Regions from separate parts of the Homo sapiens genome. Here region 2 is linked to region 1. The links are chromatin contacts, found by Hi-C or POLR2A ChIA-PET in ENCODE. All regions are on one chromosome and are shown on one strand. The core of a region is the stretch at or near the end of the contact, and the rest is flanking DNA. Distances in the headings are between cores, read along the strand shown.

Region 1 (6,591 bases), core at 1,768-4,267:
ATATTTTTCATGTATCATATGGCAAAGGTTATAAAGAATAATATAGCTGGGTACGGTAGTGTGTGCTCATATTCCCAGCTACTTAGCCTGAGATCGGAGGATAACTTGGGCCTGGGAGGTCGAGACTGCAGTGAGCCAACATCGTGCCACTGCACTCCAGCCTGGGCAACAGAGTGAGACTCTGTCTCAAAAATTAAATTAAATGAAATTAAAAGAATAATATCAGTCAGTGTTACTAAGGTTTCATAGAAATAGGTGCAGCCTTTCTGGTGGGTAATTTGTAAATTACGTGTTTAATAGTGCTTTTTCTGCTTGCCACCTTTTGATTTATGCTTTTTCTTTTTCACCAACCATTCTCTGCAACTTCTGTAAGTACATGTAAAACAATCTATAGTTTGTCACTAAGTTTGGTTTACTTGGAGCCATGGAAGCAACTCTGAATTTGCCTTTTATAAAATTATTTTAGGAAAAGAAATATATTTTTTCTATTGTAAAAAATGCCTCTGGCCAGGTACAGTGGCTCACACCTGTAATCCCAGCACTTTGGGAGGCTGAGGTGGGTGGATCACCTGAGGTCAGGAGTTTGAGACCAGCCTGGCCAACATGGTGAAACCCCTTCTCTACAAAAAATACAAAAATTAGCTGGGCGTGGTGGCGCATGCCTATAATCCCAGCTACTTGGGAGGCTGAGGCAGGAGAATCACTTGAACTTGGGAGGTGGATGTTGCAGTGAACCGAGATTGTGCCACTGCACTCCAGCCTGGGCAACAGAGTAAAACTTTGTCTCAAAAAAAAAAAAAAGAATACCTCTTTACTGGATAAACATTAATTAAAGTAGTCTAGATGAGTAGATTCTCAACAATGTGGCACTGCCTTGAAAGGGGCATTTCAGTTGTCACTTTTTTTTTTTTTTGAGATGAAGTTTTGCTCTTGTCCCCAAGGCTAGAGTGCAGTGGCACCATCTCTGCTCACTGCAGCCTCTGCTTCCTGAGTTCAAGCAATTCTCCTGCCTCAGCCTCCCGAGTAGCTGGGACTACAGACATGTGCTACCATGCCTGGCTAATTTTTGTATTTTCAGTTTCACCATGTTGGCCAGGCTGGTCTCGATCTCCTGACCTCAGGTGATCCACCCACCTCAGCCTCCCAAAGTGCTGGGGTTACAGGCGTGAGCCACCATGCCCGACCTCAGTTGTCACTTTGAAGGAAGGGTAGGAATGGAATAGGTGGGAGAGAGGTCAGATATATAAGACATCTTCCCATGCAGGGTACGTTCATAAAGGTGAAAAACCTGTTTGTTATTATCTAAGCCTAAAGTCAAACTCTATTTTATATAGAAACACAATGTATTATTATTATTATTTTATTTTTTTGAGACGGAGTCTCCCTCTTTCACCCAGGCGACAGAGTGCAGTGGCGTGATCTCGGCTCACTGCAAGCTCCACCTCCCAGGTTCATGCCATTCTCCTGCCCCAGCCTCCCGAGTAGCTGGGACTACAGGCGCCCGCCACTAGGCCCGGCTAATTTTTTTGTATTTTTAGTAGAGATGGGGTTTCACCGTGTTAGCCAGGATGGTCTTGATCTCCTGACCTCGTGATCCGTCTGCCTCGGCCTTCCAAAGTGCTGGGATTAGAGGCGTGAGCCACCGTGCCCGGCAACACAATGTATTTTTAGTTTAGCATTAATATATACAGAATATTCCAGCTTTGCAATGACTGTAGAGTGAGGAAAGAGTGTTTTTTGTTGTAAACTTTACCAACTGTTGTTCACATTTCAGAACATCAGTTCTTAACATTTCAGAACATCATGTTACCAGAAGCAACTGCCCTCCCTCTGGAGTCACCAATACCACACACCTGTATCAATTTGCATTTGTAGAAGTCACAGGTGGTTCTACATAAAGATGTAAAGATGCAGACATCTGGCTACTTTGTATGTCTTTTAGTCAACTAGTATAGGTGTACCCAAACACACATATTATATTATAAATTCCTTTTCATTTTATGATAAATTACAATTAGGTCATTAAATTGATTTTTCAATTGAGATATTCACATACTGTGAAACTAATCTTTTAAAGTGTACAATTCAGTGGGTTTTAGTATATTAACAAGGTTGTGCTTCCACTTCCGGAATGTTTTCATCATGCCCCAAAGAAACTCTGTACCTATAAACAGTCACTACCCATTCGTCCCCTTCTCCAGATTCTGCCAACTATTACATTACTTTCAGTCTCCATGGATTTGTCTATCCTGGACATTTCATATAAATGGATGTCCAATATTTGGCCTTTTATATCTGGCTTCTTTTACTAATCCTGTTTTTAAGTCTCATTCACGTTGTAGCATGTATCAGTACTTTATTCCATTTTATGGCTGAATAATATATTGATTTTAAAAAATTATATGGGTGGGAAGTTATATTAGCTATGCATTTCATTTCAGGATAGTAAATAAGGTGTTAAAATATTTGTCATATAAAAGAACATTGGATCAGAGCCACTGATCTAGCTGGAAAGACAAGTGTATATAAAAAGGCAATTAACAACCCAAAGAAAAACATTATGTAATCAGGAGATAGTTAAACTTCCTGAAAAAAAGGATGACAGGTAAGGATTAGGCAGAGATTAAATCTGAGTGATCGATCCTATTCAGTTAATGGGTTGGCAAGTCCTGGAATGAGATACAGCCATCTAAAAATTAAACTGCCAAACTTATAGGCTGCTACCCCATCTCCAGTAATCTCTGCGAGCAATCTTTCTTTCCAGTAGGCTCTGCAGTGATGAAGGGGATCAGGGGAAGCAAAGTGACCCTACTGGAACCAAACGGATATTTCCGTGGAGGTATCCTAAGGGGATGGGTGTTGCAGAGCAAAGCTGTAAGCTGCCAACTCTGACCCCTGGGGAAGCCTTGCCTCCAGGTTCCCCGAGGTTCCCCGTGGTGGTTTTGCACAGGCTATTTAGGCACATCTCGGCCGCCGTGGCGGGGCACGGCTCAGCTGTTGCGGGGCGGGGCCTTCGCAGAGCATGGCGGCGGGCGAGCTTGAGGGTGGCAAACCCCTGAGCGGGCTGCTGAATGCGCTGGCCCAGGACACTTTCCACGGGTACCCCGGCATCACAGAGGAGCTGCTACGGAGCCAGCTATATCCAGAGGTGCCACCCGAGGAGTTCCGCCCCTTTCTGGCAAAGATGAGGGGGATTCTTAAGGTACTGCTCTTTTCTGTAGTCTCCGGCTTGGAGCAGAACCCCTTGGCCGCTGGCTTCAGACTCTCCCCCCCTTGCCTTCCCCTGTCCTCACAAGCCGAAAGGCTTTTCCCTCTCAGACCTCCACTCCGTGGGCTCCACATCGGGCTCCTTCAGATTTGCTCGTTCTGTCGCCCCTTCTCTCTTTCCTAAGGGGGACTTTTTCTGCTGAAGTTCCCAGTCCCCCGGTAGACTGACACCCACAGGGGTTTTTCCTTCAAGACATTTCTGTCTCTTGGTAACAGTCGCGTTTCCTCAGCAGATCTGTGGGATCTGGTGTTTTTAAAATTAAGAGTTTTAGGTCGCTAGCTTTCCCCGGTTGTGGAAGTTGGGAGCGTTAAAATGAGCCAGTGTCTGCTGGATAAGGGGTGGCTTAGCCCGAGTGACATCTGTCAAGCAGTCCACTGCGTGGTTAAAAGAGCATAATTACCAGCTTGAAGTCAAAGTATAGACTAGATCGTCCAATAGAAATATGTGAGCCAAAAAGGTGAAATTAATATTTTAGTAATATATCTTATTTAATCCAGAATAGCCAAAGTATTATCACTTCACATGTAATCAATATACAGAATATTGACAAGATTTTTTGTTACTTTTTTCACTAAATCTTCGAAATCCAGTATTTTACACTTAAAGCACATATCTCGGACTTGCCAAATTTAAGTGCTCAGTAGTCACATATGGCTAATAACCATCATATTGGACAACTCTATTTAGACCGAGAACTAGTTATAGGAATGTAGTGTCAATGTACTCTAGAGACAAACTGTAAAAAAATTACTGACTTTTATAGGTCTCCTATGTGTTAGGAACGTACTGAGATGTTTTACATGTTGTTTCATTTGTTTCTTGAAAAAAAAACCTTATATAGTGGACACCCATGGTAAAGATTTAAGAAACAGGTCCAGGGAATCTAAACAGCCTAAAATTCATTTTGATTAAAGTCAGTGTTGAAATTTAATCCACTATCCTTTTGAATTTGCTATTTTTTCAAAGCTGTTTATTCTTTAAAAGGCACTTCTGTATTTTTTTAAACTGATTTTGCCTACAGGATTTGAATCCAGAAAAAAAGCAAATGAAAACAAATATTTCACACAGTAAATGGATTGTCTCATGGAAATGTAAGGAGTAATATCTCAGGTGTGATCCTAGACATTCTAAGTAATCTTAGTTGATATCAGTCATAAATCACTAGTGAATGCTTTCTATTTCTTTTGTTTTTTCTTTTTTTGAGACGAGTTTTGCTTTGTTGCCAGGCTGGAGTGCAGTGGCCCGATCTCGGCTCACTGCAATCTCCACCTCCTGGGGTTCGAGCCATTCTCCTGCCTCAGCCTCCCGAGTAGCTGGGGTTACAGGCATGCGCCACCACACCCAGCTAATTTTTGTATTTTTAGTAGAGACTGGGTTTCACTATGTTGGCCAGGATGGTTTTGATCTCCTGACTTCGTTATCCGCCTGCCTCGGCCTCCCGGAGTGCCAGGATTACAGGCGTGAGCCACCCGGCCCGGCCAAATGCTTCCTATTTCTATCAAATTTTACTCTTTGAGCAGTCCAAGAGAGTTTCCTAGAAAATTTGACATCTGGGTTTTTGAGGTGTTTGGTCTCCTATGGGGATGAGGCCTATATCTCTTCTGCAGGCTAAGAAGAGACAACAGCACATGTGTAGGTAATGCTTTAGAATCTCCAAACATTGGGGGCTACTTCTCCTCTCTAGGTGGACGACATTTTGATTCATTTGTTTTGTTAGGAGATAAAACAGCAGGATACCCAGGGAAGAGTTTGCCTGAAAACTCTCTTATTTTATTTTTATTTTGAGATGGAATTTTGCTTTTGTTGCCCAGGCTGGAGTGCAATGGTGTGATCTCCGCTCTCTACAACCTCCGCCTCCCGGGTTCAGGTGATTCTCCTGTCTCAGCCTCCTGTGTAGCTGAGATTACAGGTGTCCACCACCACGCCTGACTAATTTTTTTATTTTTAGTAGCGACAGGGTTTCACCATGTTGGCCAGGCTAGTCTTGAACTCCTGATAGCTGATCTGCCCACCTTGGCCTCCCAAAGTGCTGGGATTACAGGTGTGAGCCACTGCATCCGGCTTTACTTTATTTTAAATACATTGCTGAATAATAATATCCAGGATACTTGAAGTTTTCAAGTGGCTCTGTGTTGTGGAGTGGCATGGCTCTCTTGGTGTTGGGAGTAGGCAACAGAAGATTTGCAGGTGCCTGGCAGCACACTGATTAGTCTGAGGAACGAAGGGATATGCCTTTGATTGTTTTACATAGGGCTGAAACCGTGGGCTCAGGATGACATTCAGTTCCAATCTTTATTGAACTCTTTTTTTTTTTTTTTTTTGAGACGGAGTCTCGTTCTGTTGCCAGACTGGAGTGCAGTGGCGCCATCTCGGCTCACTACAACCTCCACCTCCCGGGTTTAAGTGATTCTCCTGCCTCAGCCTCCCGAGTAGCTGGGACTGCAGGCATGCACTGCAGCGCCCAGCTAATTTTTGTAATTTTTGGAGAGATGGGGTTTCACCATGTTGGCCGGGATGGTTTTGATCTCTTGACCTCATGATCTGCCTGCCTCAGCCTCCCAAAGTGCTGGGATTACAGGCGTGAGCCACTGCACCCAGCCTTTATTTAACTTAAAAGCAACACTGAGGGTTAAATTTCTCTAATTATTATTTTTTGAGACGAGTCTCGCTTTGTTGCCCAGGCCAGAGTGCAGTGGCGTGATCTCAGCTCACTGCAACCTCTGCCTCCCGGATTCAAACAATTCTCTGCCTCAGCCTCCCGAGTGGCTGGGATTACAGGCACCAGCCACCACGCCCGGCTAATTTTTTTGTTTTTTTGTTTTTCAGTAGAGACGGGGTTTCACCATCTTGGCCAGGCTGGTCTTGAACTCCTGACCTCGTGAGCCACCTGCCTCCACCTCCCAAAGTGCTGGGATTACAGGCGTGAGCCACTGAGCCCTGCCAAATTTCTCTAATTCTTATGGAAACATAAAAAACAAACATGATTTTAATTTATTTTTGTTTTAATATTATTTTTTGAGACGGAGTATCGCTCTTGTTGCCCAGGCTGGAGTGTAAGTAATGGTGCAATCTCGGCTCTCCGCAACCTCTGCCTCCCAGGTTCAAGCAATTGTCCTGCCTCAGCCTCCTGAGTAGCTGGGATTACAAGCATGCACCACCACACCAGGCTAATTTTGTATTTTTAGTAGCGATGGGGTTTCTCCACGTTGGTCAGGCTGGTCCCGAGCTCCCGACCTCAGATGATCTGCCCGCCTCGGCCTCCCAAAGTGCTGATTACAGGCATGAGCCACCGCGCCTGGCACAAACATGATTTTTACACTGAA
Region 2 (6,037 bases), core at 951-3,450, 380 kb after region 1:
TAATCCTAATCTTATGGCCTTTCATTAGTTTTGGTCCCTGAGCAAGGGGGCAGAGGTTAGTTTTAGGGAGGGACTATTATCGTCTTTGTTTCCAAGTTAAACTGTAAGCTAAATTCCTCCCATGGTTAGCTTGGCCTGTGCATAGGAATGAGCAAAGATGCCAGCCTGCGAGGCTAAAAGCAAGATGGAGTCAGCTGTGTTATATTTCTCTCACTATCATAGTCTTTGCAAAGGCAGTTTCAACACAAGGGCTACTACTCAATAATAAAATGAACAAACCGCTGATGCATGCAAGAACATAGATACTTCTCAAAAACATCATGCTAAGCAAAGAAAGCCATACACAGAAGAGTATATGCTGTGTGAGTCTATTGACATGAAATTGCCAGAGGCTGGGGGTGGGAGAAGGAATTAACTGCGAGGAGGCAGTCAAGGGAAATCAGGGGGTGATGGAAATGTTCTCCAACTTGACTGTGATGGAGTGAGCATCTAAAAACTAATAGAACTGCACAGTAAAAAGGTACATTCAATTGTATGCAAATTATACCTGAGAAAGTTAATTTAAAAAGCAGTAGAAGTAGAGGAGGAAGAGGAGTAGGGATAGAAATAGCAAGAAGATGAACGGTAGAAGAGGAGGAGGAGAATCAGGAGAAGAAAATTACCATGTAGAAATGATAATACGCTCCCAGTCAATCCATCGCCCACGATGTGCCTGTCACTGTTAAGTGCCAGGGAGGGGTATTCTGTAAAAAGTGAAAGACCTGTCCCCTGTCACTAGGAGTTTACAGTCTATTGGAGAGGTGAAATATTCTTCAGAATCCCAAAGTGTGAGAAATGACAAATCAAATTCATATGCTCCCCCCACTAGGGTTAGTGGGAAATCAGTCTCTGTCATTGTTTAGGATTTCCTCCCTCCTCCCCCACTTCATCCACCCAGCCCAAGGTGTGCATGTGACGCCCAGGCTTACACTGTCTTAGGGAAGAGGGAAGAGGCCCCGTCTTCGGTCCAGCATTGGCTGCTTCTCCTCGTGCAATTTGTCCACAGCCCTTCTGATCTCATCCATGCTCATGACTCCTCCTCTTTCTTTTTATTTTTTATTTTTTTTGAGATGGAGTCTCGCTCTGTCGCCCAGGCTGGAGGTCAGGGGCGCGATCTCAGCTCACTGCAAGCTCCGCCTCCGGGTTCACGCCATTCTCCCGCCTCAGCCTCCCGAGTAGCTGGGACTACAGGCGCCCGCCATCATGCCCAGCTAATTTTTTTGTATTTTTAGTAGAGACGGGGTTTCACCGTGTTAGCCAGGATGGTCTCGATCTCCTGACCTCGTGATCCGCCCACCTTGGCCTCCCAAAGTGCTGGGATTACAGGCGTGAGCCACCGCGCCCGGCTGACTCCTCCTCCTTCAAACCAAGCTAGGACACTTCTTTGCAGAGGTTCTCAGGCCTCTGCCTCTGGTGCCACAGTCGCTGACCTTCAGGACGTGTCATTCCCAGGGTGCAGATCCCCCAGTCATGAGGCCTGCAGAAGGCCGATGGCTCACGCACCTCATCCTTCCCTCCACTTTGGCTGCTTCCTTCTCTAGCCTCCTTCCAAGCCATCCCACCAGCTCTTTACTCACTTCCTAAAAATAAAGCCTTCACCTCTCTGGGTAGGGGAAACCCATGCCCCAGGACTTGAGGCCTGGCTATCCAATAGGAGGAGAGGTATAGTTCATTTTTTTCATTATGCGCCTACAGCCCAGAAAACAAGGGGCAGTTACTTTTTCTTTTTTTTGTTGGGCCTCACTTTATCCCCCAGGCAGTGGTGCAATCTCAGCTCACTGCACCCTCAACTTCTGGGGCTCAAGCGGTCCTCCTACCTCAGTCCCCCAAGTAGCTGGGACTACAGGACATACTACCATGCCCAGCTTTGCCATGTTGACCAGGCTGGTCTTGAACTCCTGAGCTCAAGCAATCTGCCCACCTCAGCCTCCCAAAAGTGCTGGGATTACAGGTGTGAGCGACCGTACCCAGCCTGGGGCAATTAGTTTCTTAGCCTGGTTGTTCTATTAGACTGCTGCAGGGGTCTGGTTCTAAAAAGATAGAGGGTGTTGGATGTCCATTGTGGGTGAGATGGCTCAGAGGGTGATTAGTGCCTGTCAGTTGAGTGTGGTGACCTCGTGAGGGGTGGGGCTGGTGGCAGGGAGCCAGGAGCTCCTGAAACAGAGGATGCCTCAGTGTCCTGGCACTGTGCCCAGTCTGTCTGGGGCCAGTCTCTCACCAGCTGAAATGTATGTGGTTACAGGAGAAAGGGCACCACACTGGGTGACAGAGCAGCTAGTTTCAGGAGGTGTGAGCCCAAAGAAATCCTGGCTTTGGGGAATTTGAGGGAGGTGGCAGTTTCAGAGAATCTGAAAGTCAGCCCATAATCCAAAACCAAGGAGAGAAGGCACCAAGCTCCACCCAGCCTCTGGCCACTGGCTAACTCTGAATGGGAAATGGGCCTACTATTTGCTGTGCATAACCTGCCCATCCCCCAGGATTTCTAAGAAGTGCTTGGCCTGTGTTTCTTGGTTCTCCTGAGAGCCAGATGTTTAATAATTTGAGTACATTTGAACTTGAAAATGCAAAAACATCCTTCTAGCTGCATCCTCCTTTTCCTTCCAGGGCCAGAATGATGTAGTGGGAGAACTTGATTCTGAAATCAAATGGAAAGTGCTTTTGTTTCTGGAGGTTAGAAAAAAAAAATTGTCAAAGAGCCAGGGCCTCATCTCTAAAAAGAAAACGTGAAATGGGCCATGAGTCCTGCTTAATAATTCAGAGATCAAACAGAGCCAACAAGAAGCTGGAGTGAACGATCAGATATACTCACACCCTTCTCTTTTTATCAGCTTGCAAATATTCTCGTTGGCAGCTGGTTAGAGAGAAGCAGTCCATCACAAATAAGCTAAACCATGCGTTCATTCACTTATTCAACAAAATCTTCATGACCGCCTCTTATAGCAGACGTCGCTAGTGCTGGGGATGCAATCCAGAACCAGCATGTGTCCCTCTGCTTCAGGGACCTCAGGATCTATATCATGATTCTCAAACTTTCATGTCCATCAGACTCCCCTGGATGGCTTGTTAAAACACAGATTCCTGGGTCCTACCTGTGGAGTTTCCAATTCAATAGGTCTGGGATGGCCTGAGCATTTGTATTCCTGAAGAGTTCCCAAGTGATGCTGATATTGCTGGTCCTGGGACCACCCTTTGAAAACCACTGGGCAAAGCAACCATGTCAGCCAACCATTTTCACCTCTCAGCATTACATGGCTCACTGTAGGAAATTCGAAGCCCTGGATAGGTTGCTAGAGGCCTGAGCTTACCAGCCCAAGAGCTGTGGCCATCCCAGGCCCACATAGCAAAGGGCACAAATATCTTAAGGCACACTTATGTCTAGGGAGACTGTCCAGGGGCCCTGGAACCCTCCCGAGAGAGGAGGAGGTACAGCTTTGAGAGATCTTCTATTGACTTCTCAATGGAAATGGAGACCTCACAGCACCACCATTTCACCACCAGCCCAGTGAGAGCCTAGAGCTCTGGGAGCCTGAGTCTGGGCTGTGGTGCAACGTGTGGTGCAAGGCTTCCACGTTTTCATCCTGCCTCCACCTAGAGCCTCTGCTGATCCCTTCCTGTCACATTCTTGACAACCCAAATAGCTCATTTCCCTTCCATGCTCACAGCTGGAGTAGGCAGGTGAGATCCCAAATGGGCCTCGGAGGCCTTTTCCAACTGAGTGGACACAGAGACATCATATATATCCACATGTAATATAGCAAATGGCAGATCATCTTGTGGGTCAAAATCTGCAAAAATCATTGGTTTTTCTTCTAACAGCTTTATTGACATATAATTTACAATTCACCCATCTAAAGTACACAATTCAGTGTTTTTTAGTACAGTCACAAAGGTTGCCTGTTCATCTTCATAATCAATTTTAGAACATTTTCATCACTTCAAAAAGAAACCCTGTACCCTTTAGTCACCCATCCCTCAACCACCCCCCAGCTATAGGCAACAACTCACCTACTTTTTGTCTCTATCGATTTGCCTATTTTGGACATTTCATACACATGGAATCATGCTATATGTGGCCTTTTGTGATTGGCTTCAAAATTACTTTTAACAGGGACATGGGATGACCTACATGTGAGTCCAAAAGATCATTGGCAGAAAGACAAGGTGGAGACAAATGGTTTAGGTTTACTTAATCTTGGAGTTCCAGTTGTCCCAGGGTGCTAATTCCCACCTCAGGAGGCTGTGGTGGGGAGTATGAAGGACCAGCGCAGACCTGGTTCCCAGATGCTCAGGGTGGAGGAGACTTGCTAGTGAAGAGAAGAGGCCTAGTATAATATTGTAAAATATATATTTGGGCCGGGCGTGGTGGCTCATGCCTGTAATCCCAGGACTTTGGGAGGCTGAGGCAGGTGGATCACTTGAGGCCAGGAGTTTGAGACCAGCCTGGCCAACATGGTGAACCCCCCCATCTCTACTAAAAATACAAAAATTAGCCAGGCATGGTGGTGGGTGCCTGTAGTCCCAGCTACTTGGGAGGCTGAGGCAGGAGAATCGCTTGAACCCGGGAGGCGGAGGTTGCAGTGAGCTGAGATTGTGCCACTGCACTCCAGCCTGGGTGACAGAGCAAGACTCCATCTAAAAAAAATTATATATATATACACACACACACACACACACACACACACACACACACACACATATATATATATATATATATATATAGAGAGAGAGAGAGAGAGAGAGAGAGAGTCTTATTCCGGTCTCCTAGCATACTCCTAAAATCCTTGGGAACTCCAAAGTCTTTTTGTTTGCTAATGAGTTGATCCATGGCTGGCAGCCCCTACCTAACTTCAGGATGTGAGCTGGTCACCAAAAAGACCAAGGCAGGATTAGAGGGATGGAACTTTCAGCTCTCCCTGCAATTCCTTATCTTATGCATCTCTTCATTTGGAGGAGAGGGGGCTAAAGTTTGGGTTAAGCACCAAAGGCCAATGGCTTAATCATGCCTGCCTCCATAATAACCCGAAAAGTTCTGGTTCAGAGAGCTTCTGGACAGCTGAGCATGAGGAGGTTCTGGGAGGGTGGCAAATACTGAGAGGGCACGGAAGCTCCAGACTCCATACCTCAACTTATGTATCTCTTCATTTCCTTTGTAATAAGCTTTATAAAAAAAAAAACGGTAAATGTGTTTCCTTGAGTTCTGTGAGCCACTCTAGCAAATTAATTGAACCCAAGGAGGGGGGCATGGGAACCTGGATCAATAGCCAGTTGGCAAGAAGCACAGACAAAATAATGAAACCACCTTTGCAAAGATGGTGATAATGAGAGAAATCTAACATGGCTGACTCCATCTTGCTTCTGGCCTCACAGGCTGGCTGTCTTCACTCATTCCTGGGCACAGGCTGAGCTAACCATGGGAGGAAGTTAGTTTATAGTTGAATTTGGAAGCAAAGATGATAACAGTCCCTTCCTAAAACATATCCCCTCCCTGTTTGGGGACTAAAACTGCCTTTGCAAGACTAATTAGGATTGTGGGAAAGGACTGAATTCTGCTAAAATATAGGCATAGTTTCTACAATTCTTTGCTGCTCAGGAGTCATGTGGCCAGAGGTCAGAAGGTTTGCAACTTCCTCAGTTGCTCCTATAGTAGAACCTAAGATTTGTCTTTTGAGATCTTTTTCAGACTTTTGTATTCTGGAAACCAACTGACCCCACTGAGACTTATAACTCATGACTTAACTAGTCCTGCGGTCCCTGACCCAGGAGCCGACTGAGGGCACGAGAACTGTTTTCCACGCCCCTATGATTGCATCCCCAAACAATCAGCAGCACCCATTCTCTAGTTCTCTGGCCACCAAACTATCCTTGACAAACCCTAGCCTCCAAGCCCTCAGGGAGACTGATTAGAGTGATAACACCAGTTGTTTCATGTGTCTGGCCTTGCATTAATTAAACTATTTCTTTACTGCAGTACCACGGTCTTAGTGAATTGGTTTTGTCT

The links. Hi-C counts contacts between places; a loop is a spot of excess contacts on that map. ChIA-PET counts read pairs that join two places held with the same protein, here RNA polymerase II (POLR2A). Pooled maps may share reads with other maps.
Region 2: a pooled map shows a loop between it and region 1 (2.4-fold over the local background). The contact joins the enhancer-like site here to the promoter of COMMD1 in region 1. A Hi-C loop is called at or near these places in 5 of 168 maps with a recorded cell type or tissue (HCT116, HepG2, K562 and 2 more) and 10 of 50 pooled maps. POLR2A ChIA-PET finds 5 or more read pairs at or near these places in 2 of 52 experiments (B cell and activated T-cell).

What each region holds. Positions count from the first base shown.
Region 1 is chr2:61,902,657-61,909,247 of GRCh38, forward strand. COMMD1 (copper metabolism domain containing 1) reads left to right here and starts at 3,018. Exons shown (of 3, transcript NM_152516.4): 1 at 3,018-3,202. The coding sequence starts at 3,023. RefSeq lists an enhancer at 3,080-3,269.
Region 2 is chr2:62,285,876-62,291,912 of GRCh38, forward strand. No RefSeq gene overlaps it. Among named protein-coding and RNA genes, the nearest start is that of MIR5192, 83 kb to the left of the region's middle. RefSeq lists a silencer at 1,999-2,293. Within about 2 kb of position 2,201, at least 9 of the 41 ENCODE cell types and tissues checked have a DNase peak (open chromatin) inside an H3K27ac peak, as active enhancers do.